Linked DNA regions of Homo sapiens: region 1 is linked to region 2. Evidence: chromatin contacts called from ENCODE POLR2A ChIA-PET data. All regions are on one chromosome and are shown on one strand. Each heading gives the region's core, a stretch centred on a gene start or an enhancer-like site at or near the end of the contact. The rest is flanking DNA. Distances are from core to core; before and after follow the strand shown. Region 1 holds the start of HAPLN4 (hyaluronan and proteoglycan link protein 4). Region 2 holds the start of MEF2B (myocyte enhancer factor 2B).

Region 1 (3,947 bases), core at 1,216-3,715, 93 kb after region 2:
CCCAAGTAGCTAGAATTACAGGAATGCACCACCATGCCTGGCTAATTTTTGTATTTTTACTAGAGATGGGGTTTTGGCATGTTGGCCAGGCTGGTCTTGAACTCCTGACCTCAGGTGATCCGCCTGCCTCAACCTCCCAAAGTGCTGGGATTACAGTCGTGAGCCACCATGCCCGGCCTGGATCACTCCTTGTGGGGGACTATCCTGTGCCTGGTAGGATGTATAGCTGCATCCCTGGCCTCTACCCACTAGGGGCTAGTAGCAACTGCCTTCTCCAGATGTGACAACGTAAAATATCTCCAGACATCGCCAATGTCCCTGGGGAGGAAAATCACCCAGAACCAGATATGGGGGCTCTACCCCAACCAACCTTCTAAATGCCTGCAGGCCAACTTGATTTGGTTTATGTCCCTTGCCATCCCCGCCCCCCTCCTTCCTCAGAAGCAAGGTTTATCCTCCCCACCGGCTGATCACCTTCCAGGTCCAGCTTGACCATGCCAGCGTCATCTTCCAGCTCATTGGTGACTTCGCACTCATAGCGCCCGTAGTCTTGCAGCGTGACGTTGCGGAGGACCAGGGAGGCATCCCCAGGCCCGTCGCCCTGCAGCTCAGCCCGCCCACGGTAGCTGCCGAATGCCCGGTGCTGGGGGCCTAGTGCCACGAAGACGTCGGTGAAGGCCAGCGGGTCCACCACCTTTGTCCACTTGAGCCGGACGCCGTCGTGACCGTGGGCGGCTGCCTCATAGTGGTAGCGGCAGGGCAAGACGATGGTGCCACCACGGTGGCTTACCACCTGCCCAGGCGCTGTCTGTACCACTACCGAGCCCGACTCACCCTCTGAGGACAACCAAGCAGGGTTCAGAGGAGGGGCCTAGGGGCAGAAGGGGGCCTCTGGGGAAGGTGTCTCTGGGGAGGGGAACGTGGGAAGACTCGGGTGGGGGTCGGGGAATCAGAAGGGTCCAGGGGCTCAGGGAGAGGGCGAGGGGCTCAGATGGGGAGTGGCTGGGGGAACCGCGGACGTCAGGAACGCCCTACCCGCTACCCCTCTCCGCACTTGGCCACTTCTGCTTTTCGCGGAGAAGACCACTTTTAGCGGCCCTGACTCACCCAGCACGTGCACGACCTTCTTCCGGCCACGCTGCGCCCCCGCAGGGGCTGTGAGCAGCAGGACGCCCCAGGCCGCGGCCCAGAGCGCGCCGGGACCGAGGGCCGCCCGAGCGCACACCTGGGGGGCGGGCACGGGGCGCTCAGTCCAGCCTCCCAGCCTTGGCTTTTCGGAGGCCTGGCTCCCTCCCGGGCCTGCCTTCCCCACAGCGAGGACCTCTCTCACGCCCATGTCCCCACCCTTTCCGGGGTCCTGGAGAACTCCCCCTCCTCCTCTTGGGACCTCACATCCTAGCTTCTGCAAGAACCCACGCCCCTAGACTCCCCCCCGCCCTCAGTCCTGCCCCAGATCCCGCCTCATTCCCCCCCACCCCAAAACCCGAGGCTCGCTGCCCCGCCCCCTTCTGGCCCTGGCCCGGGCCGGGGATAGGGGGGTGGGGAAGAGCTGGAGGAGCGGCGGCAGCAAGGTTATCCGTGCGCCAGGAGACTGCAGCAAACCGGGCCGGGGCGGGCAGGGAGGGGGGAGAGCTGGAGAGAAAGAGGGAGAGACGCGGGGAGAGAACAGGGACAGAGAGAAAGGCAGGGAGAGGCAGAGAAGAGAGTGCGCGACACAGAAAAAGGGGAAGGGAAGAGAGAGAGGCAGAGATGGAGAGGGAGAGACAGATGGAAAAGAAGAGACAGATGTAGAGGGAGAGACAGAGATGGAGAGGGAGAGACAGAGAGGCAGAGGGAGAGACAGAGGGGCAGAGGAAGATACAGAGATGGAGAGGGAAAGACAGAGATGGAAAGGGAGAGACAGAGAGGAAGAGACAGAGAAGCAGAGGGAGAGAGAGAGAGGCAGAGGAAGAGACAGAGATGGAGAGGGAGAGACACAGATGGAGAGGGAGAGACAGAGAGGCAGAGGGAGACAGAGAGGCAGAGGGAGAGACAGAGAGGCAGAGGGAGCGACAGAGAGGGAGAGGGAGAGACAGAAAGGGAGAGGGAGAGACAGGAGAGTGCCAGAGGCAGAGAGACTCAGAGAAGAGGAGGGAGAGATAGGGACAGGGAAAGACAGAAACGGAGAGGAGAGGAAAAAGGCAGAGAGGATGACAGAGATGGAGAGAGGCAGGGAGAAATGGAGAGGGAGAGAACCTAGAGTGCCAAAAAGAGAGATCAAAGAGGGTGAGAGACAGAGAAAAGGAAGAGACAGAAGAAACTCAGAGGGATATAGATTCAGAGGCAGAGAGATATAGAATCCAAGATTGGGGAGACGGGGCACACACCACCCGCGCCCGCAGCCCCACTTACCATCTTGCCCGCGCGGCCCCCGCCGAGCGGCCCCTACGCACCCGGACTGCGCTCCCCGCACACCCGGTTAAGACTGGGCAGGTCCCTGCAGGCGGCGCAATCCCGGCGTCTGCCTGCAAGGGGAGGAGGAAGGCGGGCGAGGCGGGGTGTATTAAAGGGGCCGCGGGGGCCCACGCTCCCCTGGAGCAGTGGCTGGAGCGCGGGCGGAGAAAGAAGCGCTCTGGACTTGGAGTGCAGAGCTAGTTCCCTCACCCTGCTAGCTGAACTTAGGCCAGGGAAGAACCTCTCTGAGCCTCAGTTTAACCATCTTTGAAATGGAGGAGGGGGCTGAGTCTTCTATCTTGGTTACTGTGCTTTGGCAGGGGACCTGGGGGATCTGGTGAAAGAGATCATTTGGCCTGCAGGCCACCTGTCCATTGGGTAGTCATAGTGGAGTCCTGGTCTCCAGCACCCCAAAGGCGCTCCCTGTGCAGGGTGGGGGCCTCACGATAGTCACACTCTGCTGTGGACTGGAGCCACAGGCCCCAATTCAAGTCTGCCCCTCACTGGCTGTGAGACCTTGGAGGAGACAGTTGGCCTCTCTGAGCCTGCTGCTGACTCTTTGGTGAAGATCCAGTAGCTAGACATACAGTAGATCTCCGGTAGGGGTTGGGAGGGGCAAGAAAAAGGGACATCTAGGCCGGGCGCGGTGGCTCACGTCTGTAATCCCAGCACTTTGTGAGGCCAAGATGGGAGGATCACCTGAGGTCAGGAGTGCGAGGCCAACCTGACCAACATGGAGAAACTCTGTCTCTACTAAAAATACAAAATTAGCCAGGTGTGGTGGCACATGCCTGTAATCCCAGCTACTCAGGGGGCTGAGGCAGGAGAATTGCTTGAACCCAGGAGGTGGAGGTTGTGGTGAGCCAAGATCGTGCCATTGCATATCAGCCGGGGCAACAAGAGTGAAAACTCCGTCTCAAAAAAAAAAAAAAAAAAGAAAAAGAAAAAGAAAGAAAGAAAAGGAAAAGGGACATCTGGTCAAGGTCCCTGACTTACTCCAGGCCCAAGTCGCCCCTAAACCTGGCCTTTCACCCAATTTCAAAAAATCAAACAATAGCAAACAGTGAGTCTTTCTCCTAACACCTTGGCTTCCTTCCAGGACTCAGTTTCCCCTAAAATGAGCCCAACCCGACCAGATAGGAGAGGCAGAGTTGTGGTTTCTGTGGTCCAACAGGCTGGGGCTCCATCTCTTAGCTCAGCCATGCCTTGGGGACTGAGCGGGGGAATGATCTCAGACCAGGACCTTCACCTCCTGCAGCCTTGGTTTCCCCATCTGGAATATGGAGTGAGATCCAGCATGTAGCAGTCAAGGTATACAGTAGGTGCTTAATAAATGTATCATGCTATTAGTTATGATTTATTGGTAGAGCAGGAACTTTTCTCTCTGGCCATGACCTTGGGCAGGTCTCTTGTCCATACTGAGCCTCGGTTTTCCCATCTGGAAGATGAGCCGTGCATACCAACCAGAGGCCGCCTTCTGCTATCCCAGCACCTCTCACTCCTGGCAACCACGA
Region 2 (3,798 bases), core at 135-2,634:
TCTCTACAAAAAATGCAAAAATTAGCTGGTCATGGTGGCACACGCTTGTAGTCCCAGATACTCGGGAGGCTGAGGCAGAAAATCAATCACTTGAACCTGGGAGGCAGAGGTTGCAGTGAGCCAAGATTGAGCCACTGCGCTCCAGCCTGGGTGACAGAGTGAGACTCTGTCTCAAAAAAAATTTTTTTTTAAAGCCAGGTGCAGGGGCTCACGCCTGTAATCCCAGCACTTTGGGAGGTTGAGGCAGGTGAATCATTTGAGGTCTGGAGTTCAAGACCAGCCTGGCCAACATGGTGAAAGCCCATCTCTACTAAAAATACAAAAACTAGCCAGGCGGTAGTGGCACGCGCCTGTAATCCCAGCTACTTAGAAGGCTGAGGGAGGAGAATTGTTTGAGCCTGGGAGCTGGAGGTTGCAGTGAACAAAGATCACCACTGTACTCCAGCCTGGGCGACAGGATGAGACCCTGTCTCAAAAAAAAAACAAAGAAAGAAAAGAAAAGAAAAAGAAAATGGGGGTCTCACTATGTTGCCCAGGCTGGTCTCAAACTACTGGGCTCAAGTGATCCTCCTGCCTCAGCCTCCAAAGTGCTGGGATTACAGGCATGAGCCACAGTGCCCGGCCAGCTATTTCTGACTAATTGGGTCTGCAACTAGGGGTTAGGGTGGCCAAGGACACAGGTCACCCATATCTGCAGCCCTGGACCCCAAAAGAGATAGGGAGGGAGGACTGTGACCGTGAAAGTAATGCTGCCACCACCTTGTCATGTGCTAACAACCACACGGGGATGTGACTCTTGTTCCTGTACCCATTGAGGCAAAGGGAGGAGAGTTGGCCCCGGCAGCTGTTGCTCCCCCGTTCCAAGGTTTTGTGCCTACCATCCTGCTGTGACAAACGAGTGTACACCCACAGCAAGAAGGCATAGGGTTGTGCACAGGGGATGCGCTAATGCTAAAGGAGTGCACACCAGGAGAGAGGGACATCACATGCCACATCACAGAGCTCACAGACACATAATAGGGCCTCACAGCACCATGATTTTGGACACACAGCTAACTCTCCAACTCCCCAACTCACACCAAATCTCAGACGCAGAGCCCTTGGACACACAACTTCCAGACCCACACCCTTCAGACACACACCCCTTGGAGACACAACCCCCTCCTGCCACAACCTCGGGGACTCACCACCCCACGACACACACCCCTTTAGACACACACCCCACCCTGGGACGCCCAGCAGTACACCCGGACCTCCAAAACCCACCCAGCCCGCAGAAGCCGTTCAGAGGACACCACAGGAGTCTCAACCCGATATGACACGCACCTGCTCGGCCTGGGCCCTGGGACGCTGGGCGCACGGACCCGCGGCGGCTGCACGAAGATCAGGGGCCCGCGGCCGCAGGTGCCTTGGGAGCGGGCGGTCCTGCCCCCGGGAGCTGATTGGGCGGGACGGGCTTATTTGCATACAGGGCGTCACCCTGGAGGCGGCGATGGGCGTGCACTTGGGCGTGGCCCCGACCCGGGAGTTCATGGGCCTGGGACTCAGACGCGAAAGGATGCTGGGGCGCCATGGGTGGGGGCGCGGATAAGGAAGAAGCAGAACGGAGGGAGGGGGCTGGATCAGACTGGCCAGGCTTTCCCCGCCCTCACTGGGCGCCCTTGACCTTACTGCCGACCCCTGACCCTACTGTGACCCTAACCCTAATTCTAAACCTTTTCCTAACTCGGCCCAACTTGCCTGGATTGATTCCATCCTGAGTGAAATAGACTCCGATCCCGGACCCCGTCGCCCCGAGGAACCAAGCCCTTCTCGCAGGCAACGCTGACCCTCGCGCTCGCTAGAATGGAAAGACTGCAAGACGGGGCTCTCGGGTGGCCTGTGTGGCCTCACTCAACTGTGCCTCCTGGGGCCAGATATGTGCTCCCACAGGGAGTGACAGACCCTCCGCAGCTACTGGTCCCTCAAGCCCGCACCGCCTGCCCCTCCACAGTCCAAGACAACCACACTGCTTCCACCAACCACTTCCCTCTCCTTACCTCTCCCCGCTAAAGGCTGTTTTCTAAACTTCAAAGGTCAGCTGTGAGGGGCCTTCCAGGATTGGACCCCAGCCCAGAACTCTAAATCCACCCCTTCCCCTGGGATCCCAGCACAGGCCAGACCCACAGGAAGATCAGAGCAGGGGTTGGTGAATGTATCAATGTGAAAAGAATTACAGGATAAAGATGGCTCTGGGATGGGCACTTCTGGAGAAGCCCCCGGCCCGTCTGGGGCAGGCAGGGGATCCATGCACTCCCCTAACCCTGTGGGGTCAGGCTTGGGCCAGAGGAGGGATGGGAGGCTGGGACAGGCCAGAATTGGGGCAAGGGCTGTGCCAGAGGAGTCAGGGAGGGTTTCTCAGAAGAGAGGGCATTTGTGCTGGGCTTTCAAGTATGTGTAGGAGTTTGCCACTAGGAGAAAGGTTTTTCTTGTTTTTTTCTTCAAGGCAGGATCTCACTGTGTTGCCCAGGCTGGAGTGCAGTGGCATGATCATAGCTCACTGCAGCCTCGACCTCCTAGGCTCAAGCAATCCTCCCAACTTAGCCTCCCCAGCAGCTGGGACTACAGGCAGGCCACCACCAGGTCCAGCTAATTTTGTTTTTTTTAAGAGAGGATGTCTCACTATGTTGCCCAGGCTGGTCCCAAACTCCTGGGCTTAAGAGATCCTTCCTCCTCGGCCTCCCAAGGTGCTGAGATTACAGGTGTGAGCCACTACACAAGACCCGAGAAGGGCTTTTTCAAGAGGGAAAAGCACTTGCAAAAGTGCAGAGGAAGAGCATAGAACATTCTCTGGCCGGGGAAGATGAGGAAGGTGAAGCCAGTATAGCGGGCAGGGGGTGAAGAGGAGGGGCAGATACAGGTGGAGAGCAATGGGGCTGCAAAGCTGCCTGGTGTCCATCTCCTCCAGAGAAGAGAGGGGCTGGTCCCCCAAACTCAGGGGGAGGCATGTGGCAGATGCTGGAGTGTGGGGGACACTGAGACAGGGAACAGGGGGCCTGGGAGGCTTGTGTCTCTCCCCACACCTCAGTTTACCCGTCTGTGACATGGGCAGTGTGGGCCTCTAGTCTGAGCACAACTTTCTCTTTGGACATGAAAACTATAGAGTTCATACTGTGTCATCAGTGGGTCCCTCCTGTCCCCATCCAGTGCCCAGTGCCATACACTGGGGTGCCCCAAGGACATGCCAGGGCCTGGGCCAGGCTGGGGGCTTCTGCCTCCACTCCATGGTGCAGAACAAGGCTTGGGGAGTGTGGAGGTGGCTGGGGAGCCCTGGGCCCCCGGAGGGCTGCTCTGTTTACCGGAGGCCACCCGCCCACCTCTGATGCAACAGGCAGGCTCTGGTTACGTGAGGCCGGCAGCTGGGCCAGCTCTGGGGGAAGGGCTAGCCCAGCAGAGCGAAGCTGGCTGGGGCTGGCCCTTATGCACCCCAACTCCCCAGCCCCCTCCTTCTGGTGGGCACCATCTTGTTATTCATGGTCTGTCCCGTGTCCTTTTGCCTCTGTTCCTATCCTATACCTTCCCCAACCACTAATTGTGTCCCCTAGCAGGGCCACCAAGAGTCTTAACCTCATTCTTCTCAGATGAAGGGACACCCTTAGTTGCTAGAGTAAGAGGTTGGAAGGTAGAAGGGAAGGTTGTGAGGAGGAAGGGATAGAAGGGTCCAGAGTGGGTGGTGAGGGAGAAGAGTGACCTGGGAAGCAGGTCTGGGAGATGGGGGAGGTGGTGGGTGGGGGATGGAGGAGAAGGCTAGGGTGGGAG

The links. ChIA-PET counts read pairs that join two places held with the same protein, here RNA polymerase II (POLR2A).
Region 1: POLR2A ChIA-PET joins it to region 2 with 12 read pairs in activated B cell. The contact joins the promoter of HAPLN4 here to the promoter of MEF2B in region 2. POLR2A ChIA-PET finds 5 or more read pairs at or near these places in 4 of 52 experiments (HCT116, WTC11, activated B cell and 1 more).

What each region holds. Positions count from the first base shown.
Region 1 is chr19:19,260,339-19,264,285 of GRCh38, forward strand. It overlaps HAPLN4 (hyaluronan and proteoglycan link protein 4), which reads right to left and starts at 2,466. Exons shown (of 5, transcript NM_023002.3): 1 at 2,392-2,466; 2 at 1,108-1,225; 3 at 475-837. The coding sequence starts at 2,394.
Region 2 is chr19:19,168,879-19,172,676 of GRCh38, forward strand. It overlaps MEF2B (myocyte enhancer factor 2B), which reads right to left and starts at 1,385. Exons shown (of 9, transcript NM_001145785.2): 1 at 1,327-1,385. All of the region lies in intron 5 of BORCS8-MEF2B (BORCS8-MEF2B readthrough), which reads right to left. RefSeq lists enhancers at 1,015-1,064, 1,545-2,308, 3,091-3,310, 3,252-3,798 and a silencer at 1,285-1,544.